Linked DNA regions of Homo sapiens: region 2 is linked to region 1. A link is an interaction called in ENCODE POLR2A ChIA-PET data of the cell type or tissue named here. Cell type or tissue: A673. All regions are shown on one strand. Links, peaks and the distances in the headings refer to the core of each region. The heading gives the core; the rest is flanking DNA.

Region 1 (16,513 bases), core at 4,094-12,093:
TCGCCTGAACTCAAGAGGCCGAGGTTGCAGTGAGCTGAGATCATGCCTGTGCACTCCAGCCTGGATGACAGAGTGAGACTCCGTTTCAAAAAAAAAAAAAGCAGGGGAGCTACATATTGTTATGATCTGATTTATATGAAATATTCAGAGTATTCAAATGTATAGACAGAAAGTTGATTGGTGGTCATCTAGGGCTGGAGGGAGGTGTCCGGGGTGAATGCAAATGGGTATGGGGTTTATTTTTGAAATGATGAAAATGTTCTGGAAATAGTGTGATGGTTGCACAACATCGCGAATGTACTAAATGTCACTAAGGATAATGTTGTGTGTCTTTTGCCACGATAAAAAATAAAAGAAGGGCCAGGCATGATGGCTCATTCCTATAATCCCAGCACTTTAGGAGGCTGAGGCAGGCAGATCGCTTGAGCCCAGGAATTCGGCAACATGGTGAAACCCTGTCTCTATTAAAAAATACATATATACAAAAAATTAGCCAAACACGGTGGGGCGCTCCTGTAGTCCCAGCTACTCAAGAGGCTGAGATGGGAGGATCACTTGAGCCCAGGAGGTCGAGGCTGCAATGAGCCGTGATTGCACCACTGAGCTCCAGCCTAGATGATGGAGTGAGACCCTGTCTCACAAAAGGAGACTTGCCGGTTGTAACAATTTAGGGCTGTGTAAAACAGTTCTCTTGCCCTGGAGCAAGCAATGCTAACAGTTTGGAGGTATACCTTTGACATCATTCTTTGTGCTCAAATAAACATATATAGACACTAGAGTTGTCTCTTTTTAGAACCGTGCTCATCCACATTTCTTGGGCCACTTGCTGTTTTTCACTTAGTGATACATCCCAGATACTCCTCATGACTGTCCCCTGGCCTGTACATACAGATCAAGTCAGGTTTTCGTAGCTGCAAAATGTGCCACCATCCCTCCCGCGTGTGAGCATGTAGAGTGTTTCCAGGCACCTGCTACCATAAACAGCAGTCACGAACATTTGTGACCGGGTCTCATTTTGTACAGGGGTTTCCTCTCTGTAGGATGGATTTACAGAGGTGAGGCGCTGTGCTGTCGTGGGCATTCTGAATACGTATTGTCAGACAGCGATCAATCCTGCAGGAAGATGGGAATCGGCAAGCTCCCCCGTGCGGCGCTGACATGTTTCCCAGGCGCACACACGTGCACACACACACACACACACACACACACACACCCCACAGCCCCAGATGTTATGAGTATTTATCATTTTTCCAATTGTAAATTGGTAATGAAAGCCAGTCAAATGAGCGTCGGTTTGATTACTTTGACAATTGCTATGGTTGAGTTCCTTGTTTTGTGAGCAGGTTTTGGTACCTTGGGGAAGGGGGTGGTCCACAGACCCTTTCAGGATATAATGAGGTTCTCCCCAGAAAATGTGTACAGACATGCACATTTTGCAGACAATTCCAGGGATTCAGGCAGAAAAGCCCATCTGTGAGGCCCCTTTTTCAAAGTGGCGCAGACTGCGGCGTTTCTGACATTTCCGATGAACACAAACACGAGTGTTTGTCTAAATGTTAATGGGTTTCTGTGCCCTCTGCTGGAAGCATCTGCAGTCAGTGCGCCACTGCGGAGGCAGAGCCCAGTGACTGGAATTTTCCTCTTGCCTTAGAGCTGTTTTCCTCTCCTGCAGAACTGGCCCTGGAGTTTCAAGTTCAGTACGCACTTTTTCCAAGTTGCTGAGAAAGCCCTCTGCCTCACACCCAAATCAGCAAATTTAAGGGAAATTATTTATCTCCCACTTTGGGGATTATTAGTTCTGGACAGAGACTCTTACTGTATAAGGTTTGCTGAAAATGTATGAGGCTATCTGGAGACGGGTGGAGGGGGGTGTATTGAATCCCAGTGAGTAAACATTTTAAGCAAATTAAGTGGTTGTAGCAATAATAATAATAATAATAATAATGGCTACCATTTTTCAAGCGTCTGCTCCGTGCCAGGCATTTAATCCCTCCAATGACAGGGGCCAGGTTTTAAACTGATGCTCTGAGAGGTGCCATTGTTTGGCCCAATGCCACACAGCTTGTGGTGGAGGAAAATTCTAAACTGGATCTGCCAGACTGCAAGCCCAGGACCCTCCCACTGCACCTCGGGGTCACGCTGACAAGGGCCTTGGGTCTTGAGGGCACAATCCACACTGGCAGTCTCCTTTCACCAATGCAAACCAGGTGGGGATGCTGGTGACGAGGCCCACATGATGGATAAAGACTCTGAGGCTCTTGGGAAGTGACCATTTGGTCCAAGGTCACACAACTGGGAAGGAGGAGAGAAAGGGATAGAACGCTGGCCTGCAGTGCACTGAAAACAAGACAGTGCCGTTACATCCCAGCAAAATACTGCTACCAGCAAAACACTGCGCTCCATTGATGTGTTTTTAGGAGGGAGATTAGCGAGGGTCAGGGAGGTGCTGGATCTGTACTAGCACAAAAAGGAAACTTTATCCTTGTGGATACTGAAAGGATCGAGAGCAATGTCAAAAGGGATTGCCTTTCCCACCCAGTGTTTCAGTGTCACTTAATACAGAGACAGGGACCACCTGAAGTCCCCTGAGGCGCCACCAGTGAGATGCCCTCCCTGCTTTCTGGGAACCCCTGGGTTAGTGAATATGCTTCAGGCAAGGGAGTGCCCCAGTCTGAGATGGAGTGAGGAGACAGTGGCGAGAGCCCAGCATGCAGCTGAAGGCCCCGCCGAGTCATCTTCGGAGGGAGAAAGCAAAGTGCTGAGGACTAGGGCAGAGCCCCAGAGACCCAGGATGTACAGAAGCCCAGAGGGGCAGCCCCAACACCCACCTCCCGGCTGCAGAGGCTGCTGGAGGTTCCACCAATAGACTGGAGTGCAGAAGAAAAGCTCAGCATCTTTGTTTCACCACCTGGAAGGCTGGATGGCCAGGTAGCCGGGTCTGCTAAGCCAGTCCTGGGCGAGAAGTTCAAGTCACCTTCCAACACCACAGTTGGTGGCATCTCTTTTACAATTTCTACTGCATTGACTTCCAGAAAGGAAGCAACTTACAATTCAACACCTGTATGAGGCAGTTACTTTTTTTTTTTTTTTTTTTTTTTTTTGAGACGGAGTCTCGCTCTGTCATCCAGGCTGGAGTGCAGTGGCTCAGTCTCGGCTCACTGCAAGCTCCGCCTCCCGGGTTCACGCCATTCTCCTGCCTCAGCCTCCCGAGTCGCTGGGACTACAGGCATCTGCCACTACGCCCAGCTAATGTTTTGTATTTTTAGTAGAGACGGGCTTTCGCCGTGTTAGCCAGGTTGGTCTCGATCTCCTGACCTTGTGATCCGCCCGCCTTGGCCTCCCAAAGTGCTGGGATTACAGGTGTGAGCCACCGCGCCTGGCCAGCAGTTACATTTTTAGAAAGAGAGATAACTCATTCAAGGAAAGATAAAAGGCAAGACGGGGGTGGGGACATTGGATATTTGCCCCAGGTGGGCATTAACCTTGGCTCTGAGCCTCCTGGCAGCCAAGGCAAGTGGAAACATGATGGCTCACTCAGCTGCCATCATCATCTGCTCATGACAAGTATGTGCATCTCTCCAGTGGGCTCCGGCCTGACAGGCTGGCGTAAGGCTCATGGGTGAGCAATGTCCCTGACAGTAACGAGGGGAGGAAGAAGACTCCGCCTTTATGTGGCCTCCAAGAAATCCAAGGATACACAATGGCATTTCCATGGGGCCACTAAGCTCAAAGGGTCAGATCATCAATTTTTTTGGTGATCAAAACTTGGGAGCCCAGGAAAGGCACCAAATGGGGGTCTCCTATCTCCCCTCTCACCAGTGTCAATAATTTCACCCATGACTTCAGCAAGATTTTCCAGTTGAACTCTGAGACCATAATAGTTGGCATCTACTGAGTGCTTCCCACCTCCCAGGCCTTCCCAGCAAGCTCAGTGACCAGGATTACCCTCCTTCCTCCTCTACAGAGGACTCTTGGCTCAGAGCAGTGGGGAATTCACCCAAGGCCACATGGCAGAGCCAGTAAGATGCAAGCCAAGATCTGTGCTGACCCCAAAGCCTGTATCCCCACCTCCGCACAGGCAGCTCTTCCCCTCTGGTGACTGCAAGCCCAGCCCTACCTGGGGATGCCAGACGAGGCAAAGGAACTGGATGTCAGGGCCTGGAAGACCAGAGGAAGCTCGTGTCTGCCCTACACAGAGCAGAGATGTGCCTGACCACCATGCCGGCCCACCTCCAGGGTCCAACAAAAATGCTTGAGATTGACCCCCCAACACACACTCAAAAAAAACTTTGTTGGCTCCCAAAATGTGGGGAAAAAAACCTTCAAAATAACGTTTAATGAAATATCTACAAAATGTAACATATCACCCAATGGCAACTCAATCCTTCTATGGCTCTGGATATATTTTATTTCGTAAGTGATACAGACTTGTTGAATATAAATAGAATGTCAGGATTGTCTAAAATGAAGCGCTCCCCAGGACCTACGAGTGTTCAGATGACCCTACCACAGACTGAGCAAAATGTCACCATGAAGAGTTTGGGACCTGCCCAATGTCTGGCCAAGTGCTTAATTGAATTGGGGGTAGATGAAGATAGAATGCTTGCCCCCAGAATTTTACATATAGGAGTCAAGCAGTTGGCTCTCCAAACAACGAAGGCAGCTGGGCAGAGCTCCTGGCAAATGCACAACTTTGAGTAATGCCACTTGTTAAGTTAAAAGAGTGCCTGCATCACCCCCCTAACACTTCATTAGCTAAATGGATTGCCCCATTGGGTTGGGGTTGCTTAATATCTGCCTATTGACTTTGCAGAACGTCTGCCAAGAACAAGATCTCAGTTTTGACATAGTTGATGCTGAGCTATTTTTTTCCTCGACTATTATTTGTCTAACAGAGTGCTGAGCTGGGTACAGCCACGTACACTGAGTGTAAAACCACATCATCAACACAGATCTTACTTGCTATGACAGCAGGAAATGCAGCCAGTTAATTTAAAAGCTGACTCCAGTTCTTGGGATGGAAGTGGGAAAGGGTGGCCAGGATACAGCGCCATTTCCCATTCCCAGGAAAACTGCAATGGTCACAAGACTACTGCCACACATTTTGATTCCAAAAGTTGCTTAGAAGGTAGAGCTTTAGAGAACATAAATGGTCTGTGGGAGGTGGGAGAGTGGACCCCACACGCCACCCAGTAAGACCCGTGGCTACTCCTTCACTGTGGCATCAGAGTCTTGGATTGCTCCAGAGAGATTTTGGTTGTTTCTATCACGTTTCTCCATGAAATGAATTAGAGTTTGACAGTGAGAGGCAGTCACATGGGTGTGCCCCACATCTTCTCACTCCTTTTGTAGCAGACCACGTTCTTCAAAAATTCAAGCCAAATTTTAAAAATCAAGAGAGATCTGGCCGGGTGTGGTGGCTCATGCCTGTAAATCCAACACTTTGGGAGGCCGAGGGGGGCAGATCATGAGGTCAGGAGTTCGAGACCAACCTGGCCAACGTGGTGAAACCCCATCTCTACTAAAAATACAAAAATTAGCCAGGCATGGTGGCAGGTGCCTGTAATCTTAGCTACTCAAGAGGCTGAGGCAGGAGAATCGCTTGAACCCAGGAGGCAGAGGTTGCAGTGAGCCGAGATGGCACCACTGCACTCCAGCCTGGGCAATAGAGCAAGACTCTGTCTCAAAAAAAGAAAAAAAAAAATCAAGGGAGATCCTTTCAAAAAGCCAGATTTCCAGGTCTGGAGAGTTCTAGAAAGATCTAGTGGCCTCTGCCTTTCATTTCTGCAGGAGTCAAGTCTCGGTGCTCTCTTCAGACAGCTGGCGCCATCCTTGTCTTTCCTTCTTATTTCCCACGCCCAGCTCACTCGTGCACTCGGCAGGCTGGGACCCTGTAGGAACACCAGGCACATCCTGCAATGCGGTATAAGGTTTTGCAATGCAAAGACCTGAGAGTTGAGCATAGACACTCCAAGGTGGTTTGCTCAAAGGAAAGAAGGAAGGGCTATCCCAGTGCTGGCAGGAAAAGGAGAACTCTGGCAAGAGGAGACTGCATGGACCACTGGAGATGGGACAAAAGAGAAAATGTGACCAGCCTGATTCTCATCTTCTTTTACACTGTTTCCTCCCCATCTAGCACCAACGTGTTACCTTTCAACAAGAGTAATAAGCCATCCCTTCTGGAGAGTGTGTGTGGACAGCCAAGCTCACCCAGCTTCCCTTCTGCCCCCGACTCAAGAAGCAGACCCCTCAAAGATGGCTCAGGAAACCTGGAACATTAGCTGTGGGAGCATTTAGTTCCATGGCTTTACAGACTGAAATTCACAGCCCACACTACACACGACCTCCTGACATTTGCTGGCACTTGTTTTATACAATAACAATAGTGCTATTATCATTATTGTTATTACTCCTATTATGCCAGTGCATTAGACGGTCCCCAGAAGGGAGAGAAGGTAATTGGCTCCCATCACCCTGAGCAGCGCTATTGGGTACAATGTGCAAATAGCTTAAAATTAAAGGCTGGCATTAGAGCCTGTTCAGTCTGTAATGGATTACTAAATGAGCACAGGCTTACCTACTGCCATCAACACCCTCCAGAAATCATTTGCAAACAGGACAGATAATTTCGTATCTGATTCAGGTTAATTGCCCTGTTTTCCTGCCTCCCTGCTCACCAAGGGCCCCCATGGGATTGAACTCTGCAAAGTTGCCCAAACCAGCCTCAGCGGGCAAACGTTCCCACCAGGAGCTAATGAGGGGTCATCGTCATCTTCTCAGACCTAAACCCAGACTTGACCCTCTGCAAAGCATTCTTCATGACCAAGTCATTCAGATCCCTTATCCCCGACTTTGCTATCCGGTGGAGGAGGACCATCTGCCTCTCGCTCAGTGTGTGGTTCAGGCGGTGTGCAATGGAGATGGGGGTCTCCCCCTTGGCATCTCTGTCGTGGATGGAGGCCCCGTGCTGGAGCAGGAGGATTATACAGTCTGACCGGCCCATAGCTGCAGCCACATGCAGGGGTGTCCTGCCCAGGGGGGATCTGCTGAGGCAGCTGGCTCCTGTAAAATAAGAACATTGGCCAGAAGGAAGACATGCGGAGGGGGAACACAGGAGGGGTCCAGGGCTGTGAAGGGAGTGCTCCTCAGGGAGGTCCTGCTGCCTGGCCCAGCTCCAGTACTGCCCTGCCCCCAGTCCACTCCCCTGGCAGCAGCCAGTGATCTTTCCAGAATGCCCATATCAAACTCCTGCTCAGATCCATCACTGCCATCCCACCGGCTGTGGGGTGATGTTCTAGGTCTTTCCCGCTCACTCTCACCCTACCTTCCCATTACTCTTCCAGCATTCCCTCCTGCCATACTCTCCTCCCCCACCCCACCACCAAGGCACCAATTATACCTACCTTCCACCTTCATCCCTAAAACACACCCTGCTCTGCATCCTGCCCCAGGCCCATTCACAACATTCTCACCCATTTTATTCTGGGCTAAATCTGACCTTTCTTTAGGTTTCATTTCTTTCCTTGGGAAAATCTTCCTTAGTTCTCCCACCCCATGAAACCTCCTGTGTAAGCTCAATAGACACTCTACATCTTCACAACACTGTGTACATCATTGACTATGGAATTATTTGTAATAATCTACTGACTTCCCCTCATAAACTCCAGGAGGGCAGAAAATACACACATCTGGCTTGTTGCTGTTCTCATCCCGAGCACATAGCTCAGTGCCTGCAGAAGACAGGCACTCAGGAAATGACGCAATGGGCAGCCTGACTCATGGACAGATTTCACTTCGATTAAATTCCCCACCGCCTCCTGCAGATGGATGGGCTAATGACAGGTGTCCAATATGGAGTTGTTGAATTGAATCAAATTCTGGATAACAAATATGACACAGAAAACAAGGCAATTCAATTAAATTCAGCTGACATTTCAGTAGCCAGTTTTTATGAGCTCCGGCTGGTTGGTGAGGTAAAGTTTTAAATAGGCTCTTAGAACACCAGTGTCGACCATGACACCTCCCCCCAGCAGCTGTCTGCAGAGGACAGAAAACTTTGCAAAGCTGGCTGTAATTTTTTAACTGGTGCCTTCAAATACATCACAGTTCTATCAGAGCAAAAATGACTTTTTATGAGCTTAAAGGACTGCTGGGCTGCGCAAAGCCCATATTTCATTTTACAACAAGCAAAGAGCAGACAGGCAGTGAAGGAAGGAAGGAGAATATTGTTGAGGTAACCTTTACCCATCACAGAGGTTTGTACACCCGATGCACGGCCCAATCATCCGGCCCAGGAAGTCCAAGATGTTTTCCACTTTGCTTGGTGTAAGTGGGAAAAATAGCAATGACTGAGCTGACAGAGGCTGGAGCCAAGGCTGTGAGTAGGAAAGAAAGGGGTCTAATTTGGAGGCAAGTTGATACAGGAGACCCATGGGAAAGGCCCCTCCTGAGCCCAAACCATTGACCAAACACCACGTAACATGTTCTCCCTTTTTCCAAGGAAGCTGGTGGTCTGGGCTGTTACAGCTGTTCTCCATTGTTCTTGAGGGTCTAGGCTGTTAACAGCTGTTCTCCATTGTTCTCCACTCCGCATTGAGTGGTCTGCATCTCCATCAATGGGCATCTTTTCCCAAAAATATCCCACATCCAGGGAGGATAGAGTGTACACCTATGGAATACTATGTAAAGCTCTTTAATTTGGAGACAATGTTGGCTAAGGCTTCTGTTTCTATCTATCAAGAGAGCCAGAGAGAGAGAGAGAGAGAGAGAGAGAGAGAGAGTGGAAGGAGGCCCTTAAGTGGAGGTGGGTTGAAAAGAGAGTTCAGCATGAATGTCTTGTGAGAAAATAATAACGAGGCTTGGAGAAGGGAGAATGGTGATCCTGCCATCCACCACAGAGCTGTGCTGGCTGGAAGGTGGACTATTTTGGGGTTTTTTCTAGTGTGTGTGTGTGTGTGTGTGTGTGTGTGTGTGTGTGTGTGTGTGTTGTAGTCTCCTATCTCAGCCTCCTGAGTAGCTGGGACTACAGGTACGTGCCACCACACCCAGCTAATTTTTGTATTTTTAGTAGAGACGGGGTTTCACCAGGCTGGTTGGCCAGGCTGGTTGTGAACTCCTGACCTCATGTGATCTGCCCGCCTCAGCCTTCCAAAGTGCTGAGATTACAGGCATGAGCCACCGTGCCTGGCCAGAGGCTAGACCATTTCGGACCATTGCAGCATCCTAATTTCATGCGAGGCTGGAAATCACACAGACAGCATGCGAATATTCCCAGCAATGTGTCTGGTGAGAAATGAACCAGGGATCCTTTATAGCTGCCGCCTGTGTCTTGGGTCCTGAAATTTCTGCCTCACTGAAGCAGAAAGAATCTTCTCGAGACCTGGTGAAGAGAAGGAGGGCAGCCTCTGACTGGCGTGCCCTAAGACACTTGCCTAGACAGGGAGTGAGTGGCACCATGGGGACCCTGACTGGTGGCTGACAAGACACAGGTCCAGGAAACCACTGCTGGAAGGACTGGGAACACAAGACACTCTGTCCTTTCTACCTGCAAAAAATCCCAACTCATGAATATAGCAAGCTTTCTACCAGAATTACCGTGTTCTAGAAGGTACTGCACAGCATCAAAGTGGCCTCTGTGTGAGGCCACATACAACGCCACAAACGCCCTCTGAGACGTCCAGTGCTTCCACTTCTCACCCTCAAAATGTTCTGAATTTGCGGTTCGGTAGAAGGAATCTTCAGTAAGCCCGAGACAAGATAGCTGGGCAAGACAAGAGGAGTTTGAGTTATTCTCAAAAGCGTGGCTACATTTTGCTGGACGGCTGATGGGGCATGCTCAGGGGAAGGCTTGCTTGAATGTCAAATTAAGGCTCATGATGGGAAAAGAGAGGTGCAAACCCTCATGAAAAGCTGAGAAACACCCAGGACAGCATGGGGAGGCCATGATTTAATGCTTTATATATGTTCAGGAAATACGAATTCGCCGTCAGTCAGGCTCGGAACACAGGAAGGTCTTCCTGTCAATGTTTTGAAGAGAGAAAATAGCTTTGCCAGGTGTCCACAGGAAGGTGGTTGAAGCCACTGAGGAAGACACCAGCCAATATAAATGGCCTCCCAGAGGGTGACAGTCATCTCTTGGAGACCGGATCTGGCTTTCCCGTCTATTTGTGTGCCCACTGTCTCCATTAGGTTTCAGAGCAAGCTGAACATGCACAGGTGAACAGCCCGGTCACGTAACCACCTCGTGGTGAATTAAGTCTTTGAGCCTGGGAGGAAGGCTACGGGTTCCCCCAGGGAGGATACTCTGCCCTGATATGGGAGTCAGGACTGGGGCAGTGGGAGGATCAGAATCGAGACGAGGATGATGGCAATTCTGACAGCCTCAAACAGCAGGGAGGTGACCCCTGCAGCCAGAGTAAGAGCCAGAAAACCAAGCATGGACCACACTGCTGGTGACAAAGGGCAGGGAGACAGAAGGGGCAGAGGAGAGTGTGGAGGAGGAGGAGCGGGAGGGACTAGGAGATGTGTCAGGGCTGGGACAGGGCCCCATCCTGCCTACCCTCCCTGCCAAGGCTGCCTCCTGCCGCACCTGCCCCGAGCCCACGCACTCTTCCAAGAGCGCCAATCCCAGCCCCTGCTACACCCAGCCTTCCCTGACCCCTTTCTGAGCAAAGAAACTCCATCTCTTCTTCTCCAGGAGCACATAGCTTTCCATCCGAATTTCTTTTCTAGGAAGAATATAGCATTGCCCCTCGTGTCACAGTGATTCATCTTCCCTGTTGGGTACACATCTGGTTTCTATCCTCCTGCCCCCCACTGCCCACCCCTAGAGCCCAGCTGAGAGGCCAGCAGGAGCCCTGGAGGACAGAGCGCCCGCCGCTCACCCCGGGAACGAGGGGCCTCTCCCTCCGGAACCAGGCAGCACCTGGCGGAGGCCTGTACCACAGCCCCGAGCTCTGAGCTGTACGCTTCTCAGTTATCTGGAGTTCTCCTCTCAGTATTAAATTAGATTTCCAACCTTATCACTTATAAACATGAATAGAAACGTGCTGCCTCGACTCCTTTGCGGGGAGGGGTGGGGCGGTAAGTGGGTTATAAATCACAAATCGATAAACCCAGCAAAATGGTAAACCCAAGGAGTGAAGGCAAACCCTCAGTGCGGTATTTCATAATTATGACACGGCTCATCGTTCTCTCTTCCCTGCTCTGAAACTGTTATTCACATATCCGTATTAAAGACTAATTTTCCCCCCACAATTTACGGTTGCTTCGTAACGTATAATATCCATTTAAAGAAGCTTGAAAACACCTTGCTGGGATCCCCTTCCACAGCCGCCAAAACAAGTTCTGTCCATCCGTCATGATGCCAGATACATAATGAAATAATCCCTCCAGGAACAACATCATGGAACTTCAGGGTAGTGTCATCCATCAAAACTCCTGCAGGGAAAAATTTTTTTTCTTTTAAAAAATTGGGTATTAAAGATAAACTACTACATTGGTTAAGTTAAGAGATTATCTGACCTTGAGTGCCACAAAGATAATTTTAGAAATATCGAATACAAATCTCATTTGATGGTGTCGCGTGGGTCTGTCTGTTGTTGGTAATGCTTTTCAGAAAATAAATTTGGTTCAGCTCAGATGGAAGCCGAACAAAATCACAATGCCAACGATTTATAAAATTCTGTAATTATAACTTGTCCTATTGTGAAAAGGCACATGAGTCAGTAAAGTCATTTTATGAGGCAAACTCTACAAATAGAATGACTTAAACCTGAAGTAACCAGTCATTAGACACACAGCACAATGTGGTTATACAAATCATATAGGGTAAACCAAAATACTCTTGGATAATGTCATTACCTGGCTAAAGAGGTGACAATGACAAAAAAAATGTTGGATCTTTCAAATTGAAGCGTGGGAGGGATTTTTCCACCTTGGCACTGCTGACAGTTTAGACTGGGTAACTCCTTGTGGCAGGGGCCCCTCCTCGTTGTCTGGTGTTCACAGCTTCCCGGCCTCTACCCACTAGATGCTAGCAGCACGTTCACCAAATCAAGACAATCAAACATGCCTCCAGGCCCAGCACAGTGGCTCACACCTGTCATCTCAGCACTTTGGGAGGCTGAGGTGGGCAGACTTTGAGCCCAGGAGTTCGAGACCAGCCTGGGCCACATGGCAAAAACCCGTCTCTACAAAAAATACAAAAATTATCTGGGCCCGATGGCTCACACCTGTGGTCCCAGCTACTCAGGAGGCTGAGGTGGGAGGATCACCTGAGCCTAGGAGACAGAGGTTGCAGTGAGCCAAGATTACACCACTGCATTCCAGCCTGGGCAATAGAGTGAAACCCTGTCTCCAAAAAAAAAAAAGGCTCCAGACATTACCAAATGGGCTCTGGGGGACAAAATCTCCCTAGCTAAGAGCCGACGTGATGTGAGGAGCTAATGCTGACATCCACCCCAATTTGGACTTGGAGTACCAGAGCTCCTTAGGCCTCATGCTTTCTTTATGAGCAATGCCACCAACATCGAGTCTCAGCTCCGCCCAGGTGACACAGTCTAGAGTCCAACTGAGTGGGATTCATGAGTTTTCTGGTTTCATGATTCATGGCTTTGTGCTTATGTACTAGGTACTTAGTGATTACTTGGTTCCCAGACCGAGTACCTATATTCTTTCATCCTTAGGACAGCCCTCCAAGGTAGGTTTGTTAACTCCATCTGCTGATGAGCAGACTGAGGCTCACATAGCCTGTGAACAGCCACCCCAGTGCTGGCACCAGACCTGCTTCCCTCCAGGGCCACTGACTTCTCACTCTTGGCTCTATGAGCACCAATTTGCTACCAGAAACTCAGGATGGTAGATGTCAAGAGGGAATAGTGATCAGCAAATCTGTTAATTAGTGTCCTATTTGTGGTTCAGACACAGAGGATAACCGGTAATTAGTCTAAGTAAGACAACTTGACTCCCTACAACTTTGAAAATATTGAGTAAAGCTGTGTTTTGCTGAGACGGGCAAGAGTAAAACTCCCACATGCTGAACAGCCCCTGTAGAGATCGGAGTACATTCTCTTTTTATAGACAGGCAGCCACTGCCTTGGACTTAGACAAATACTAATTATCACCAGCTAAATAAATTATCACAGTTGACAACAGACGTGTAAGGGCAACCCTGGCCCATGGATTTGCTCACCCCTTTTAGATTTGTGAAACTCAAGGTTTTCACACATGATCTCATTTGATCTCCCCCCGCCCCAAATTTTGAGGTGGGTAGGAGAGGCCTCAGAGGATTATTTATAGGCAGTAGCCCAAATTTCTTCTAATAATGAGTAGCACTTTCTGTCTTTCTTGTTTGCCACCCACAGCAAGGACTACAACAGCAGAGAGAGGTCGAGCTTCTAACAGTTGCTAAGTGCCTGTTGAGTGATAGCCCTGTGACATCAGTGTTAAGTCACCCCCTCTCTCGCGCTCCCTCTTAGCTCTCTTGGATTAATAGCCCCGCATAGCTCATCAGTGAAAACAAATGAACAGAAGGGGTGCCAGGCATTTGTAGTTGAGGATACATAATTTTCAAATTACTTGTTTGGGAACTCTTACTAAGTCCTTCAACAACTCTCCTCACTTTTAATATGTTAAATACAGAGTAGGCTCAAAACACATTTCTTTCCAAATAAAGCCTCAAAAATGCTCGAGAGCATCTTCCAAACACTCCTATAGGAAAATAAATACGTCAGGAAAAGTGCTTAACCTATTTTAAAGAGAGAAAAGGAAGGTATTTTGGCCTTCACTGTGCATTTTGAGTTTCCTGCGTCATTTCTGTCCAGAGGGGGAAACGGCTCCGAGAATTCCAGAGCTGGTTTCTCTGTGTTACGGATTAGGAAACTGAGCCCAGAAGGGCAGTGTCTGGCAGCACCAAGCCCGTGGAGGCAGGCTGCTTTCAGATCTGTCTCCATCGCTCCCCAGCCCCTGCAGTACAGCTGCAGTCTCTCTGCAATATCAGCTGTTCACATTCTCTGTGCAGCAGCAGCTCAGAGATTTTTTCTATATCTTCATTTTCTTGAAGTGTGTTGCGTTGATTTCAACCAGGTGGGGAGATGATGGAGCCCAGGGACTTTGATCCTGTTCTCATATCCTAAATATTGTAGGGAATCGGGATAGGGAAAGCCACGCCTTCGGGTCAGGGAAGGAGACTGATGGAAGGAGAGATGGGCTCTAGGGTGCCTGGCCTCCACTGGGTATCTGCCACATGGGACTTGTCTGGAGTGGGGCCCTTGGGGTCCTAATTCAGTCACAGGGAACTTTCGGTTCTGGGTTCTGATTCCAGCTGGGCTAGCTTTGAGCTCCCGATGTGAACAAGGACACAGCTTGGAATTTGGGGTTCTGATATGTACTGGGTTAGTTGCCACTATTTGGGGTTCAAACGTAGATAGCAGCATTTGCTTTGAGACTCGGGTTCCTGTGAGGGCAGTTTACTCTGGATTTGGGGTTCTGATTAAAGTAAGGTTTGCTGTCTGTTTGGGGTCCTGATGTGAAAAGGTCTGTTCTGGGATTTGGAGTCCTCGTATGGGCAGGACTTGTTTTGGGATGTGGGGATCTGATGTAGCCCCGAGTAGTGTAGCATTTGGAGGGTAGGAATCGAGCACATCTGCCCTGAGATTTGGGGGTCTTCATGGTGATAAAATCTGCTCAAAATTTGGGCTCCTGCTATATGCAGGGTTTGGTCTGGAATTTGGGGTTCTGGTATAAATAAGGTTGGCTGAAGGATTTGGGTTACATATACAAGAAAAGTTTGCTTTGAGTTTTGGGGTACTCATGGAGGCAAGGTTTTGTTTGAACCTTGACTTCCTGACATGGACATGGCCAGCTTCAACCTTGGAGTGCTGATGTAGACACGGTTTCGTATCTGGGGGTTCAGATATGTGTGGGTTTGACTTGAGCTTTGGGGTCCTGCTGTGGACAGAGTTTGCTTCATTCTTTGGAGCCCTTATGAAGATACTTTGAGGGGATTTGGGTTCTGGTATGGTCATGGTGAGCTCGGTGACTGCCTTTTAGATGTGAGCAGAGTTAGCTTTGAATTTTGGGGTCCATATGTGGGCAGGGTTCATTTTGGGCTCTGTCATCCTTATGTAGACAGAAGTGGCTAATGGATTGGGGTTCAGATGCACAAATGGTTAGTTGGAGGCCGGGGGTCCAGAATTGGGCAATTGAGGGTCATGACGTGGGTAGAGTCTGCTCTGGGATTTAGGGTTCTGTTATGGCCAGGCATAGCTTCAGGGTTTGAGGCTGAAACATGGGCAGAAGTTGCATAGAGATATATGGGGTCTTGAGGCAGGCAGCGTTTGTTTCGGATCTTGGCATCCTTGTGTGGACATGGTTGTGGAGGATTCGGGGTTCTAATAGTCACATAATTAGTCTGGCAATTTGGGATTTCAGATTTAGCCAGGTTTGTTCTTGGTTTTGGGGTCCTAAACTGGACAGAGTTTGTTTCAGCTTTGACCTCTTTGCCTGGACACAGTTGTTGAAGGATCTGGGGTTCTGAGGTAGTCATGGTTAGCCTGGAGATTAGGGGTTGAGTCTTGGGCTGGTTTGTTGATTTTGGGGTCCTGAGATGGACAGGGTTTGTTTTGATTTGGCATCCTTGCAAGACAAAAGTGGCTGGAAAATCTGGGGTTCTGAGGTAGTCATGGGTAGCCTGGAGATTTGGGGTTCAGTTGGGCATGTGTGCTCTGGATTTTGGGGTCCTGAGGTGGTCAAGGTTTGTTCAAGCCCTGGCATCCTGGGGGGGATGTGGTAGCTGGAGGATTTGGGGTTCTGAAGTAGTCATGGTTAGCCTAGAGATTTGGGGTTCGGTGTTGGGCAATTTTATTCTGGATTTGTGGGTCCTGAGGTCAGCAGGGTTTGTTTCAGGTTTGGCATGCTTGCGTGGACATGGTTGGCTAGAGGATTTGGGGTTCTAATGTTCTCAAGACCAGCATGGAGGAGGACTTGGGGTTTGCTTTGAGTTTGGGGTACTGACATGGGCAGGCTTGCCTTGGGTTTGGGGGTTCTGCTGAGGACAGGCCTTGTTTCAGACAAGTCTTACATGAACAGAGTTGGCTTTGGGACCTGGGTTCCTTATGAAGACATGGGGAGCCTGAGGGTCTGGCTTCTGGGGGGTCCTGGCTTGGACAGGATTTGCTCAGGGTTGGCAGATGCAGCCCGATCCAGGCAGGACCTGCTTGTGGATTAGGGTCCTGCTGTGGACAAGGTTTGCCTTGATTGGGAGTCCAATTTGAACGCCGTGTGTTTGAGATTGGGAAGTCCCTCTGTGGCCAGGACCCTAAGTGGCCCTTCCATCTGGGTTTCAGGGTGGTTGGGTTTCAGGGGTTTGCTTTGACATCTGGGGTTTCTCACGTAAGCAGGCTTCCCTTTGGGAATCCACTTCAGAAGTGGACAGGGTGCCCTTGCATGTGGCCAGGGAAGGAGTCAGGGCAGGAGCCACCTTCGTCGAGGTACTGGAGCCGCTGGAGGTTGA
Region 2 (16,513 bases), core at 2,950-10,949, 52 kb after region 1:
GCTGCATGATGCTACCCTAGCTGACATACTGAGATGCATGGAGGACAACAAGGATGGGAGGGCACGCCAGGCAAGGAGGGGGAAGGCCCTGAGCAGCCACTCAGTATCAGATGCCAAAAGACACCTAGGAGTCTGCAAAGGGTAGTGGGCTGAATGATGGCCCCCAAAAAGATCTGGCCGCATCACATCTCTGAAGCTGTGAATGTGACCTTCTTTGGCTCTCTGCTGATGTGATTACGGAGCTTGAGATCACCCAGAGTTACCTGGACGGGCCCTAAATACAATCACGAGTGTCCTTACAAGAGAAAGACGAGAAGAAAACACTGACAGAAGAGGAGAGAGGCCATGTGAAGTTAGCAGCAGAGATTCAAGTGATGTGGCCACAAGCCCAAGAAGCTGGCAACCGCCAGAGACTGGAAGCAGAAGGAAAGATTCTCCCCTAGAGCACCCAGAGGGAACCCACCCTGACGACCCCCTGATGCTGCACTTCCCACCTGTGGAACTGAGAGGGAAGAAACATCTATTGTTTTATGCTACGCAGTCTGTGGTAAGTTGTTACAGCAGCTCCAGGTAATGAATCCACTGAGCAAGGGTAGCAGGGGAGAAGGCCTTCCAGGACCAGAGAACAAACAGCACATTCTAAGGTGCAAGGTGATGAACTCTGGGGCCAAATACTCTGAAGAAGTAGGACAAGTTCCAGATGGCAGAATGGGAGGATGAAGGGCAAGTGAGGTCAGGCCAGGAAAAGCATGCCCGATCCCACTAGGACCTCTGGTGACCACTCCAGGTGCAATGGGAGCCCCCAAGGGTTTAACAGCAGAGGACCAACACAATCACACCTGGCTTCAGTGAGGGTGACAGTCTGGAAACCTAAAGTGGTTCTGACAAGAGAGAGCAGGTGAGGGGCTCCTGGGCCACTACAGGCTTTCATGAGGCATGATGTCAGGGCAGGGGACAGAAAGAAGAGGGCAGGTGTGACAGACACTGCTACAGAGAGCTGAGAATGACTACACAGGATAATCACAGAAGTCAGAGCAAGATGGAGGATAGAGAGACTAGGGCGGGACGCTAGAGTCTCTAAACTCTATGGGATTCGCTGGACATCTAGACAGAGCCATCCAGTAGGCTGTGGCGATGGAGGGCGGTGATTCACAGACTCCAGAGACCTGGGTGAGAGACAGCAGTCTAGTGTTCAGTTGTGTGTAGAGTCTCCCTAGGGCCACAGCAGCAGACAAGGCCATGAAGGGAACCCTGATATCATAAGAAAAGGAAGACCAAAGATAATACCCTAGAGATGAAACAGCAACTCTTAGGGGCAGGAGAGGATTGGGCTAATGATGGAGATTGGGGAAGACACAGACAAGAAGTGCGGGCAGAGGCAGGGAGGAGGCCTGGAGCTCAAGAGCTAACACGGCAGTGGGTACAGGCTCCGGCTGTGGGGTCTGAATGCTGAGCCCCCATCTGGATCCTCCAAGTGACTAGCTGAGTCATCTTGGCCAAGTGACTTGGCCTCTCTCAGCCTCAGTTTCCCATCCATAAAACTGGATAATCATAGTATCTATCTCATAAGTTTGTTGTGGGGATGAAAGGAGCGACAGGCTTCCGATGGTGTCTGGGACATGGCATGCACTAAATGAATACTGGCTGGTACTGTTAGTACAACCATGATTATTGGAAGCCAAAGGAGACAAATATTTAGAGGATCCCAGCAAGGGGTGTGTCCAGTTACCTTTGCATCCCACTGTCTGGGGTGAAGCAACACTAAATGCCTAGTGGGATCCAGTAAAGGTCTGTGCAAACACTCAAAACTGGTCAACAGTGACAAATGGTGCAAATGGGTCAAACAAAGAAAAAAAGTCAGTGAGTAGATTAAGAAATTGTGGGAGAAATATAAATACTATATAGCAGCTAAAATGAAATACAAATACTATAAAGCAGGTAAAAAGAATGACCAGCAGCTATCCCAATCAATGTGGAGGGGTCTAAGACACAAAGGAGTCACGCAATCGGCAGAATGGAATACACGTCCAATGATGCCATCTATGCAAGCTTTCAAGCTCCCAAACAAGACACTCTCTTATTCAGGGGCCACCTACACAAGTGGTGTGAGTGTGAAAACCTGGTGAGAAGGTCTCATGCCAGGCTCAGGAAGGGGAGGGAGGGAGAAGAATGGGATGGAGGAGGGGTACAGAGAAGCTGCCACCGTATCTGTAACCTCTAAATAAAAAATAAAAGGATATGCAGAAAATTGCAAAATGTTAACATTTGTTGAATATGAATGGTAGGTATATGGGTGTTTATTACACAATGCTGTCTTGTGTGATTAAAAATCTCATAACATTTTAAACACTGAACTATTAAAAAAAAAAAAAAGCACTGGATTTTACAATGAGCAGATTCACTGAGTCCGTGGCAAGATACCTATCTACCAGCTTCCAGAAAGCATCAGCTGCCGCACGAGGAGCTAGTGCCAGAAGAAGAGCCCAGAGGTAGAGGCAGTGGAGGTTCCTCTCTGAAAAAGCTTGACAGTAGGAGAAGGAGTGGGCCACAAGCTCTGAGTCAAGGCCAGGGAACGGAGAGAGCAGGGAGACTGAGGACTGATTATAATCAAACAAGAAACCAATGAGAGAGCTGGAAAAATAAGCAAGCTCTGAGACAACAGGATGGGACCACAGAGAGAAACTAAGACATGAGACTTAAAAAGGGGGTGGGACATCCCTTCCTGTAAGACAGAGGGGAGGAGCTCAGGACCACTGAAGAAATCTGCCTACATTATCAAACGGCATGTGCAGCTGATTCAGTTCTACAAATCTTTACTGAAACTACCAGGTGCCAGACCCTGTGCTAGGTCACGGAAGCCAACAAAATACAATCCTCGGCTCTCACTCAAGAAGGGGAGAGACACTTTGGCTTACAACATCTAGAAGAGCCTCCACAGCCCCATAGCATGCAACAGGCAGCCTCATGAAACCAGACATCCAGCCTCCTGCCTTCTCCAGCTGCTACTCAGCACCCACAACCACACCTCTCTGCTTAACTAGCAACTCACCCATACTTCACAGTGGGGGTGAACAAGAGGAAAGGAGATAAGCCAAGCTAGCCTGGAGCACAGCCCTGGAGCACAGCGACAACTCAAAAAAGGGGTGCTGTGAGTGGCAGCAGTAGTCCTTGCAATAGCACTGATATTACCCCCAACGTTGTGAATTTCATGCCTCACACGTTCGGTGACCATGAAGAGTACCTGCTGATGAACAGAGAAGGGCCAGCTGGCCTGAGATGCAGACGCTAGCTGGAACCTAGCACACCCATCCCATCCCCACATGCACGAGAATCTTCGTCTTTGCCGAATTAAGAATCCTAATCGGGGACCTTTGGGTGTTTTCAGGGGCCCCCACTGTGGATGTCGGAAAGAGTCAGCATCTGTTAAAGGAAGACAGAGACTGACAGAAGAGAGGAGGGGGCATTTGGGAAGGGCAAGAAGGTCAGAATCATAAGGACAGAGGGGACAGGCAGATGCCAGCAGAGTCAAGGGCAGAAAGGGACAGGTGCCCAGGAAGGAGTCTGGGCTGTGCCTCAGGGAACAAGAGGTCAGCGAGAAAGAACTTCAGCACTTTTCTGTGTTTACTAAGGGTGGGAATGAAGAGGAGCGGGTGCCCTCAAGGGGTTAGGTACTTTTGATGGAAACAAAGGAGACAGGGCTTGGCTCTAGCTGGATGGAGGAGGTGAGGGGAGAGGATTTCGTCAGTTCCTGGGTGGCGGCTCTGGGGAGTGTGTGAAGTAGGTGGTGGTTCCCTGCATGGAGATAGGGGATGAAGATTGAAGGCCTCTATTTGCTCTGAGTAAAAGGCAAGGTCATCTGCTTGGCGCGAGGCAGGCAGAGGGGAGAGGCCTGATGAAATGGCGAAGGTCTAAGAGAACTGCCAAGGATAATGGGAAATGCAGCTGATGAGGGACAAGGGAAAGGACTGCCAAGCAATGCTGCAAGCCCAGCCACGACTGGAACCCATCAATTTGCAACGGCACCAATCAGTGCATGACAGGACTCCCTCCACCAAGCTCGGCCACAAGCAGTGGAGGACACTGAAGGGCTGGGGAGGACAGGCAAAGCCAGCGTGGCAGAAGCACCATCAAAAGGACAAGTAAATAGAGGGTGATGGCAGGGACAGGCCTGAAAGGGTGGGACAAGAGAGGGAGCCGCTGAGGAACAACAGGAAGTAAATGCAGGCAGGAAATAGAGGCTGCAGAGCCAGAGGCCTGTGGGGGCAGGAAGGCCCACGGCAGGGGAGCAAAAAAAGGAGGGCAAGCTGTGTTTGTAGTGGAAGTGGGAGTGCAGAGGTGCGGCAGATCTGCACACAATGGGAAGCTGGGTGCGGACACATTGGGAAGCTGGGTGCACACACAGCTCGGGCTGACCATCGGAGTGCCTGCTCTCGACCAAGAATATGACTCTTCAGCAAACACAGACTGAGTGTCAGGCACCATGCTAGATTCTGGAGTCAAAACCACGCTTCCTGCCTCGGCTCTTCTGGAAGAGAAGATACAGCAATGCTACTGGACAAAGGTCAAGAAATGTCAAATCCCCTGACTCAGTGTAATCTCATTTTCAAGAATGAATCCAAAGGAAAAAGAAAAGTCAATGAAAGGACAAAACCACATCCTTTCCGATGTTCACTGCATCTACAGCACACACACACACACACACACACACACAAAACCTGAACGAAATCCAAGTATTCAACAAAATTAAAAATATGACAATTATGAGGAAAGTGTTTTACTGCGTCTGTAACAAACCTGCACGTTGTGCAGATGTACCCTGGAACTTAAAGTATAATTTAAAAAAAAAAAAAGAATAAGTACTATAACAGTTTGAAACATATCTACTATGTTAAAATGTGGGAGTTCCTAACAATACTCAAAAAAATTTTTAAAACCTAACTGGTAACCTTTGTAGATTATTAAAACGCCAACGATGATCCTGGAAACTGGTAAATAAAGGGATAAAATAAAGCATTTATTCTATCTTCCCTATTCAAACAGGTTTTCAGGGCTATCAAATAGTTGATAGAGGAAACCTTTACAGAAGAACTCTAGCTATTAAACTAAAAAGAGATGTTGGAATTAGTGTGTCAGAATTTACAGCCTCTAATGAGATACTGGATCAGGGCAACCATCACCAATGGTTGCTCATACGATGATGGAGAACTTTATAGAAGTTTGGCCACCTTTACAGAAAAGGTGGCCAAATTCAGCATTAGGAAAAGATAACCATCCAGAGCTTTTCTGCCCCCGATTTGATATAGCAGGAAAACACAAACCATCTACAAAGTATTCTCACTAAATAAAAAATCTGAGTCTGGCTGAGCTTCCAACTTAGCTACTAGTTTATAAGAAATGCCTGGAGTAGAGCAACATCTTAACACTACAGAGATGCAATAAACCATATCCCAAATGTGGGAAATTCTATAAAACTAATGACCTGGCTTCCTCAACAAATAAATAGCAAGGGAAAAAAGTGGGGAGGAGCAACATTATAAATTTTAAAAGATCTAAGAGACATATATCACTTAGATTCAATGTGTGGACATTGTTTGTATTCTGGTTTGAACGGCCTCTGCGCAAAAACACACACTTATGAGAAAACTGGGAAATTTGACCAATGACTAGATATTAGATGACATTAGATAACTACTGATAATTTTTATATTTGCATTAATGATACTATCGTTTTTTTTTAAAAGAGTCTATTTCTTAGAGAACAATACTAAAAGTATTTACAGCTGAAATGAGATGGTTTCTGCAAATTCTTTTGTCTGGATTGGATTTTATCTCGGTAAGATAAATGAAAAAATTAATCGAATTTTTTTTGTTTTTATTTTTTTTTGAGGCAGAGTCTCACTGTGTCACCCAGGCTGGAGTGCAGTGACACGATCTCGGCTCACTGCAATCTCCACCTGCCGGGCTCAAGTAATTCTGCTGCCTCAGCCTCACGAGTAGCTGGGACTACAAGCACGCACTACTATGCCCAGCTAATTTTTGTATTTTCAGTAGAAATGGGGTTGCACCAAGTTGGCCAGGCTGGTCTTAAACTCCTGACCTCAGGTGATTCACCTGCTTCAGACTCCCAAAGTGCTGGGATTACAGGCGTGAGCCACCACGCCCGGCCAGGTCAAACGTTAACAATGGTTGATGCCAGGTGTAGGGCACGTGGGCATTCATTTTCATATTCTCTCTACTGTTATGTGCGTTTGAAAATTTCCATAGTAAAATGCTAAAGAAAAAAAGAAATATTTCATGATAAGAATGAGTGCTGTCTATCTTCCTACATGACTAGAGGAACTGGACACAAATAGACCTTTTGTTCTAGAATCACTTAACTCTAAGAAGTTGTTTTTTGTAGTATGAATATCAGCTAAAACAAGACTAAAGAGAATTTGCTAAAGAGATCTTAAGGTTATAATTTTTCAAACCTGATTGTTTGGATCTGTGAGGTACCTCACTACAATAGGTATGAGATATTCAGAGAGCACCACTGGAAAATTTGATCTGTTTTCTTGTAAAAAAATGGCAATAGGAGGAATCTGTTCCATCAGCTCAGTCCGCACTGTGGGCTCTGCAGCAATAAAAAATTTAAAAAAATTATATTAAGAATAAGCCAAGCATCTTAGATAGTATATACTGATAGTTTCTAGCTTTTCTTACTAAAATACTTCATCAAGGAAATTAGACAAATGCAGTTTAAAAATCATTTCCCATTTAGAGTATTTATGCTACAGACAGGCTTAAAAAGCTAATGAGCTATACAGCAATATAAAAACATAAAAAGAAGAGAGAATGACAACTCTATTATAACAAGCCATATATAAATTTGAGGAGGGAGCAAGAAGTCTGCATGCTGGGCCAGCATCCAAAAGCCATTACAACTAATGCCTTATCTGCCAGACCTATGGGTTGTGCTTATTTAAATTCTAGCCAGAATGTATACATTATAAATAATTCTTTCATAAATGCACTCCGCCACAATCCACGCATCCCAATTATTTCTAAGGCAAAGCATTAAACAAAAGAGCGGCTCTAGCTCCAATATACCACATTAAATTTAACACAAATGTATAATTGCTACAGCACTGTAAACGGTGACTCATTTACAAAGAGAATCCATTTAAAGACTCAAAACATCCACTTGGGCGTTTTTAAAAGCATTGCGTTATATTCATATAAATATTTTGAACTAATGTGGGAGCTATATGGAAGGCTTATTTTTCTATTTTCAGTTAAAATGATTAAACTCTAAAGGCTGAGAGTCCTGAAACTTTCTGAAGCTTCTCATGATTCATTCTGAATGCAGGAAGGAGGGGGCTGTGGCACAGCTGTCAGTACCGGCCAGCCCCGCCACTCATTCATCTAACTCATCTTTACTGGGGCGGGGGGGAAGACAACATCATCATATCTGCTGTACAGCAACGTGCTTTTCTTCCACGATACCAATCATGGAGAGGTAGAATGAGAAAGAAAAATCAAGATTCGCCTAGAGGGAAACTAATGACTGAGATTTTCGAACCCAAGAGGCTTCTTTTGATTTGGCATTTCTTAGCAACCAGTAGTCTGGCAAAACTCAAGAAATACCAAAGGCCTAACTGCCAAGGCAAACAGCATTCGTAGCCATTAATCATTTTAATTTTCTAAATATAAGAAAATTTCAGTCAAAATTCAAATAAGACATACATTCTTCAAGACAAAATCCATTCATGGTTAGAAACTGCTTAAAGGTTATTGATTAATAAACAGGTTTTTTAAAAAATAGCTATTACTGGTTATACATAATTTCTTAGAAATTCATAAGTAAAAAATAAAATTATACAATCCTTATACAAACCTGCATCTTCTGACAATCTGACTACAATCTCCATTACCGTGAGGAAGTCTTCTTCATTGTTACCGAAGTCCCGGAAGATATCAAGCAGCCCTCTGGCAATAATCTGCCTATGGAGACAAAAACAATGCATATGGTTATTGGGGCCACATTGACTGAAGGACCACAAGGTTCCAGGCATTGCGCTAAGAGCAGGTAAGTGCACCTGGGCACAAGACAAAATGAGCAACCTGTGTCCAGAAGGAGGACGGAGGCTACCCAGGAATGCCCAGCGACGGCCATTCCAGCATGGGCCACAGTCCTACAGGAAAGGAGGCCTGCATCTTCTAGTCTGGTAGTCATCAGAGTTTGAAAATGTCCACTTGAGAATAAGGCAAAACCTTTTTCTCATTTTTTGGCTGGTTCCTCAGGCCTACATAGGCTTAGAAGAAAAGCTCAAGACAGTTGAAGGCAACTAAGGGACCAATAAATGCAGAAGAGAAAGGCCCAAAGAGGCATCTGATGGCCTCTTAATGACTGAATGAGTAAGTGCCAACTAGAAATTCTGCAGAAATTCTCTTGGAAAGCCTTGAGAGAATTTTTAAAATTCCGTTATTTCTCCACATTTATTATTTTTACTTTCCTATCTCCCTGTGCTGATTAACCATAAAACCTGTAAAATGAGAAGGAGCTACAGATGTTTATTTTGAGGGCAGCAAGGGAAGGAGGAGCTGGGGACACTGCATCCCACTATAGGCAGAACTGGTCAAGAGAACCAAGATAGAGTCAGAAGTGGCAACTACCAAAAGGAAAGAGAAATCATTGCAGTCCACTGGCCTGAGCAATGTACAGGAGAACAGTTAAGTCAGCCCGAGACTGAGGAACAGGCCAAGACTCAACTCAGAAAAGTCTCACCACAAGATGGCAAGCAACAGAGGAATGATGTGCACTATGGCATTCTACACAGAGGAAGCTATGGCCATGGGGGGAGACAATGTGATTGTCATTGCAGGACCAAGTGATGTTGTCCCATCATAAGCATGATCTGAGCTAGAGCTACAAAAGGCCTACTGAGGAGACACGTCAAAGATCTCTGCAACAGCTAATTCCATCAGTATACTGATCAATGGAGCAGGCGGGGGGCAGGGGTACCCTAAGGTGTGGGGCCTTCCCAAAGAGTGGACCCACAAGCCCAGGAGGCCACTGTGAACTGTGGACCATCCAAAGACAAGAAATTAAAAAAGAATAAAGACTCTTTTAGACATTCAAAAAATCTATCACCAGCAGATCTGAACTATAAGAAATGATAAAGAAAATCCGATGGAAATGTGAATCTGTAGAAAGGAATAAAGAACACCAGAAGTGATAACTACATGCATAGATACACAAACTTTTATGTTATTATTTAAATCTCTTTCAGAAATAATTGACTAAGTTAAAAATAACACTTTATTATTATTGTGGATTTATAACACATATATAATAAAATGCATGACGAAATCACATAAAGACCAGGAGAGGGGAAACGAAGGCATACTATGATAAGTTCCTTACACTATACATGAAGTGGTAAAATACCACTGGAAGGTAGGCCATGGTAAGTTAAATATACATACTATAAATGCTAAGGCAACCACTAAAATAAAAAAAATGAATTATAACTAATAAACTATTTAAAAAGCAAACTAAAATCACAAAGAAGTTCAATTAACTCAAGAGAAAGCAGACAAAGAACAAAAAGGGAACAAAACAGATGTGACAAATAGAAAACAAACAGCAAGATGATATACTTAAACCTAACTGCATCAATAATTACATTAAATGTAAATGGTCTAAACATTGCAATTAGAAAAAGATTAACAGAATGGATAAAAAAAAAGAAGACCCAACTACATATTACTTATAAGAAACACATGTTAAATATACAGATGCAAATAAATAATAAAAGATGAATATATTATGCTAACAATAGTCCAAAGAAAGCTGGAGTAGCTATATTAATATCAGACAAAACAGATTTTGGAGCAAAGAACATCACCAAGGGAAAAGAGGTCATTTCATAATGATAAAGGGGTAAACTCATGAAGAAGACATAATTATCTCAAATGTTTATATGCCTAATAACAGAGTTTCAAAATACATGCAGCAAAAACCAATACAACTGCAAGGAGAAATAGACAAAAGTAAATGTCGAAGTCCAGAAACAAACCCACACATATACCAAGTAATTTTTTTTTTTTTACAAAGGTGAACAGGGAAAGTCTTCAAAAAGTGGTGCTAGAATAAATAGCCATATGGGGGGAAAAAAAATTGACTCTTATTTCATACCATAAACCAAAATTAATTCAAAATGGACCCATAGATGTAATGTAAGAACTAAAACATAAAACTTCTTGAAGAGAAAAAAAAATCTTTGTGACCTTAGGTTAGACAAAGATTTCTGAGGAGCCAAAGTATACAAACCATAAAAGAAAAAAATTGATAAATTTGACTTCATCAAAATTTAAAACTTTGCTCCCTAAACCACACCACTGAGAAAATAAAAATCATGAGCCACAGACTGGAGAAAATATCTGACCAAAACTGGTATCCAGAATATATAAATAATCCTTGTACTCTTATAACTCCATAATAAGCAGACAAACAGCCCAATTAAAAGAATAAGTGTTCATAAATGAGCCCAGCACATTATTAATACTAATAACCGAAAGATGGAAACAACCTAAATATCTGTCAACTGAGGAGTGAATAATCAAAATACTACGTATCCATTCAATGGAGCATTATTAAAGGAATGAGGTACTGATGCATACTACTACAACATGATGTAGCTTTTTTTAAAAAAAAAAAAAAAAAAAACAACACAGGGTCTCACTCTGTCACCCAGGCTAGAATGCAGTGGCACGATCATAGCTCAATGCAGCCTTGAACTCCTAGGCTCAAGTGAAACATGGATGAATACTGAAAACAGCATGCTAAGTGAATGAAGTCAGTCACAAAAGACGACATACTGTATGATTACATTTCTATAAAATGCCTGGAATAGGCAAATCAATGAAGACACAAAGTAAAAGAGTGGTTGCCTAGGGCTGGGAGATTGGAGAGGAATGGGTAGTGGTTGCTAATGGGAACCAGGTTTCTTATTGAGGTGATAAAAATGTTTTAAAATTCATTGTGGCAATGTTGCACAACTCTGTGAATATTACTACAAACCATCAACTTGTACACTTTAAAGTGGTGAAACGTACGACATGTAAACTAAATCTCAATAAAGTTCTTTTATTCTTTTAAAAAGCAAAAGATTTTAACAACTTCACAAAAGAAAATGTACAAACAGCCAAGAAATACAAGAAAAAAATTCTCAACATCTTCAGAAAACTACAAATCAGCCAGGCACAGTGGCTAACACCTGTGATCCCAGCACTTTGGGAGGCCAAGGCAGGCAGATTGCTTGAACCCATGAGTTTGAGACCAGCCTAGGCAACATGGTGAAACCCCGTCTCTACAAAAAATACAAAACTTGGCCAGGCATAGTGGCACACACCTGTAGTCCCAGCTACTCAGGAGCGTTGGGGTGGGAGGATCACTTGAACCCAGAAGACAGAGGTTGCAGGGAGCTGAGATCGCACCACTGCACTCCAGCCTGGGTGACAGAGCGAGACCCTATCACACACACAAAAAAAAACCTGTCAAGATCATGAAAGACAAGGATAGAACAAGAAACCATCACAGACGGAGGAGCCTCAGGAGACATGGCAACTGTAAATGTAATGTAGTACCCTGATGGGATCCTGGAGCAGAAAAAGAACATTAATGGAAAAATGCAGAATCCAAGTCAAATCTGTAATTTAGTTAACAGTACACCAATGCCAATGTTATTTTCTTAGTTTTGATCAATGTCACATGCTTATTTAAGCCGTAAACATTAGAGCAGTTTCCTGACCTCAGCGTTACTGGTATTTTGGAGCAGGTAAGTCTTTGTTGGTGGGGGCGGGGGGGGGGGGGCTGTCTGGGGCACGGCAGGAGGTTTAGCAGTGTCCCTGGCTTCCACCCACCAGCAGCACCCTCTGTGCCCCAAGATGTGACAACCAAAAACGTATCTACACATTGTATAAGATCCTTTGGGGGCAAAATTACCCATAATTGAAAGCCACTGCATTAGAAGTTGGGCAAAAGGTATAAGGGAACTCTCAGTACTATCTCTGCAACAGTCCTGTAAACCTAAAATTATTTCAAAATAAAAATCTTAAACACAAAACAAAACACAAGGCCAAAAATGCAAAAGCTACGATGAGGTAACACTACACTACTAGAAGAACTAAAATTATAATGACAATATCAAGTGCTGGCAAAGATATGAAATAGGAATCCACAGACATTGGTAGAAATGCAAAATTGTACAGGTAATTTGGAAAACAGTGTGGCAATTCCTCTAAAAGCTAAACATACACTTACCAGTCAACCCAGCAATTTCACTCTTAGGCATTTACCCATCCAAAATGAAAACATATGTCCACACAAAGTTGAATGCAAATGTTCATATAAGCATTATTCACAACAGCCACGAAATGGAAAACTCCCAGTGTTCCCTGAACTGGTGAATGCGATACAAAACAGAGTATCTGTACATACTCAGCAATAAAAAGGAATGAGCTATTGATAACAACAGGGATGAATTCTAATGCATTTTGCTAAGGAAGAGAAGCCAGACATGTAAGAGTACATCCCATATGACTGAATTTATATGAAATTCTAGAAAAGGCAAAATCTTTTGAAAACATCAGAAACAGGGTCAGTGGTTGCCTGGCCCTATGGTGGTCAGGGAGGGAGGGAGTGCCAGACAGCCAAGGGGCAAATAAGGGTACTTGTCAGGTGACTGAAACTTTTGAACTCCATTGTGACAATGGTTGGATTACTGTATACATTTACCAAATTCATCCAAGTGAACGATTAAAGTGGTTGAAGTTTATTGCATATAAACTATGCCTCAATAAACGCTCTTTAAACAAAGACACTGATGAGGGATAAAGTGAGGGCCATCAGCAGTGGCCTGGGGTGATCTGGAGGCCTCCCATGCAAGCAGAGGAACTGGAGCTCCTGAAGGCTTTCTCTGATCACGTAAAAAGGGGCCCCTGACTGCTTCTGTCCACTCCTCTGAGCAACCCACCATCCAGGAACAATGCATGTCATTTCTGGCCATGCATGCATCAGAAGAATTCAATGAAGTTGAAAACCCACCCTGACTTGCAGGCAAAAAAGACTAGAAATATGGAATTCTAAGGGGCAGTCCTTTGGCCCAGTATATTACAGGAAGAAATCCATCAACTCAAGCCTGTATCCAGGGAGATTTATACCACCCTCGGGATGAAAGATCAAGATCTGGCAGCCAAGAGGTTTTGGAAAGTCAGAATAGCCACTGCAGAGAAAGTCACTAATTACATTTCACTAGACCACATTCATTCAGCTTCCCTTGGGAAATCAAGCAACTAAGATCCCCAATCTGCTTCTAGGGCCATAGAACAGAGAGGCAAATCTACATCCAGCCTCAAGTGGTCACAAGGGACCTGCCCTCTTAAAGAAAGCAAGGAAAGGGATAAGAGAGGACCCCTGAGGCAGAGACAACTCCACAACAGAACAGGAGTGAGGTAAAGACTCAAACAAATTGGTGCTTTGGAACCACCATTTTGGAAAACCTGGCTGCTTTGCAATGACCTGGAGAGCCCACAGTGGATGAGCAGAGTCCTGAAGCCTCGGCCTCAATACTTCTCACTTGTTTGTTAGCTTTGTTAATAAGATGAAAGAAGAAAGCGGCCCTCTGGAGAGACAAACCCTGCCTGACTCAGAAGAGCGCAGGGAGACTCAGCGACATGGTGTGTAGCAAGCACAAAGCTGGGGAGTGGCACACTGTAAGTCCTCTACGGCGCCAGCCACTAGATTACAAGACATGCAGCTGCCAACAACAAATGAATAGAGAGAAGCTTAAATAAATTACGATCTATCTATACCCTTGCATACCATGCAACTATTTGTATGGCCTTAGTACCTCTAGATATGTACTAAGTTAGAAAGATATCCATGATACATTAAATGAAAAAAGGTGAAAAATTTTGCATATGGTATGAGCCCATTTCTTATTTTTTTTTTTTTTTTTTTTTGAGACAGAGTCTCCCTCTGTCCCCAGGCTGGAGTGCAGTGGCACAATCTCAGCTCACTGCAACCTCTGCCTCCCAGGTTCAAGCGAGTCTCCTGCCTCAGCCTCCTGAGTAGCTGGGACTACAGGTGCACGCCACCATGCTCAGCTAATTTTTGTACTTTTAGTAGAGATGGGGTTTCACCATGTTGGCCAGGATAGTCTTTATCTCTGAACCTCGTGATCTGCCTGCTTCAGCCTCCCAAAGTGCTGGGAATACAGGCGTGAGCCATCACGCCCAGCCAAGCCCATTTCTTAATACAAGTTACATTTAGGTATACATGTGCAACACATGTACACATAAACACATTCATATATACATACACTTATTTAGGAAGCAATCTAGAAGGGTACTCACCAAACTTCACAGCTCTTCCCAAGGTTGTAGTGGGGGAGGGAGGGAAACTCTATTTAAATTCCTGAAGTTGTTAAATATTTCAATGGGCATGTATTATGTTTGTGAATTTTTTTTTAATATAAAGAGGATGGCTGGGGAGGCCAAGGCAGGCAGATCACTTGAGGTCAGGAGTTCAAGACCAGCCTGTCCAATATGGCAAAAAACCATCTCTACTAAAAATACAAAAATCAGCTGGGCATGGTGATGTGTCCCTGTAATCCCAGCTACTCGGGAGGCTGAGGCATAAGAATCACTTGAACCTGGGAGGCAGAGGTTGCAGTGAGCTGAGATTGCAACACTGCACTCCAGCCTGGGTGACGGAGCGAGACTCCATCTCAAAAAAAAAAAAAAAAAAAAAAAGAGAATGGCTTAATTTTACGTGGCAATATAACCAATGTTCCCTGGAAATCCAGCCATGGAAGTATCACTCAATCACTCAGTTATAATTATGTGTTAAGCCCAACCAACTCTAGACTCAACGCAAGAAGCTTGGGATACCAGGATAAGCAAGGTCCAGGCCCTGCTCTTAGGAGCTTTACAGTCTAGGCCTGGAAGTAAACAAGAAAATTATGATGACCAGTAGGGACAGGACCCACAGAGAGTGCCCACAGGATATGACAGAAACACAGAAGAACACAGAGGGGCTAGCCAGAGAGATGAGGAGTGTGAGGATGAGAAGTTAGGCAGAAACCCCGGATGTCGGAAAGATGAGACGAGGACTTTAAGATAAGCGTGAACAGCATGGAAAGATCTAGAGGAAACCCGGGGCACACTGGGCAGCTACGGAATGCGGGAACTTTCTGTATTTCCCACTCGACTTTTCTGTAAATCTAAAATCCCGCCAAAAATAGTCTATTAGTTAAAGAAAGAATGGAAATGAAACGTTTTTTCAGATAAACAAAAGCTGAGAAAATTCACTGACAACAGTCTTGTACAAAACAAAAATTGTTAATGGAAGTTCTTGAAGCAAAAGGATACCTGATAGAAATGAGCATTTTACAAAAAGAAACAAAAAACATCAAAAATGGTAAGAAAAAAATGGCAAATATTTAAAAATCTTTTTCTTATTTGTAATTGCTTTAAGATAGTTGCTATATAAAGCAAACATAGTAAAAAGGTATTCTGAAATGTATGAATTGTGTAGAAGTAAAGTGTAGGAAAGTAACAGCGTGAAAGATGGAGGGGAAGAGGTGGAAGAACACCGTTGTGAGGCTCTTATGCAACATCTCCAACTCTACAGCATGGAAAGTGGTATCATTTTGAACATATGTCATGATGAATAAAAGAAGTATACTGTAATCCCTAGAAAAATCCATAAAAATGTTTAAGAAGAGGTACTGTATAACGAGTAAGCCAACAGTGGAAAAAAACTGATATATTTAAGGCAGGAAAAACAGAAAACAAGAATAGTCAAATACAAAATAAATACCAAGATGGTAGATTTAAACAAACCATATCAATAGTAACATCAAATGGAAATGATTTAAACATTCAAATTAAGAGGCAGAGATTGTACAACTGGATAAAAAAGCAAGACCTAATTATATGCCTTCTATAATAAACACACTTTAAAGACAGATAAGTAAAAAATAAAAGTATGGATAAAAATATACCACACAAACATTAATCAAAAGAAAGCTAGAGTGTATATATTAATATCAGACAAGGTAAGCTTCGGAAAAGGAGAATATCACTAGGGAAAAAAAGGGACATTACACAGTGTTAATAAATCAGGCCGGGCACGGTGGCTCACGCCTGTAATCCCAGCTTTGGGAGGCCAAGGTGGGTGGATCACCTGAGGTCAGGAGTTCGAGACCAGCCTGGCCAACATGGTAAAACCCTGTCTCTACTAAAAATATGTAAATTAGCTGGGTATGGTGGTGGATGCCTGTAATCCCAGCTACTCGAAAGGCTGAGGCATGAGAATTGCTTGAACCCAGGAGGCAGAGGTTGCAGCCTGGGGAATAGAACAAGATACTGTCTCAAAAAAAAAAAAAAAAAAAAAGAAATCAATTTATTTAACAAACCAGAACAATACTAAATGTGTATGCACCCGACATCAAAACTTCAAAAT

The links. Peaks named below come from ENCODE experiments on the same cell type or tissue, not always from the same donor. Only the 100,000 strongest peaks of a DNase experiment are listed, where the experiment ranks them.
Region 2: POLR2A ChIA-PET joins it to region 1 with 9 read pairs; 1 of 35 experiments calls an interaction of 5 or more read pairs at or near these places.

Annotation. Positions count from the first base shown.
Region 1 is chr20:58,211,744-58,228,256 of GRCh38, forward strand. It overlaps ANKRD60 (ankyrin repeat domain 60), which reads right to left. Exons shown (of 4, transcript NM_001304369.2): 1 at 16,481-16,513; 2 at 11,309-11,439; 3 at 9,595-9,760; 4 at 4,383-7,062. The coding sequence ends at 6,752. Among named protein-coding and RNA genes, the nearest start is that of ANKRD60, 8.7 kb to the right of the region's middle. In A673, for the core only: a CTCF peak has its summit at 7,863; a DNase peak (open chromatin) is centred at 7,738; H3K27ac peaks cover 2,211 bases.
Region 2 is chr20:58,264,893-58,281,405 of GRCh38, forward strand. It overlaps the pseudogene PPP4R1L. Among named protein-coding and RNA genes, the nearest start is that of RAB22A, 37 kb to the right of the region's middle. In A673, for the core only: no CTCF peak of the experiment used is centred there; no DNase peak of the experiment used is centred there; H3K27ac peaks cover 316 bases.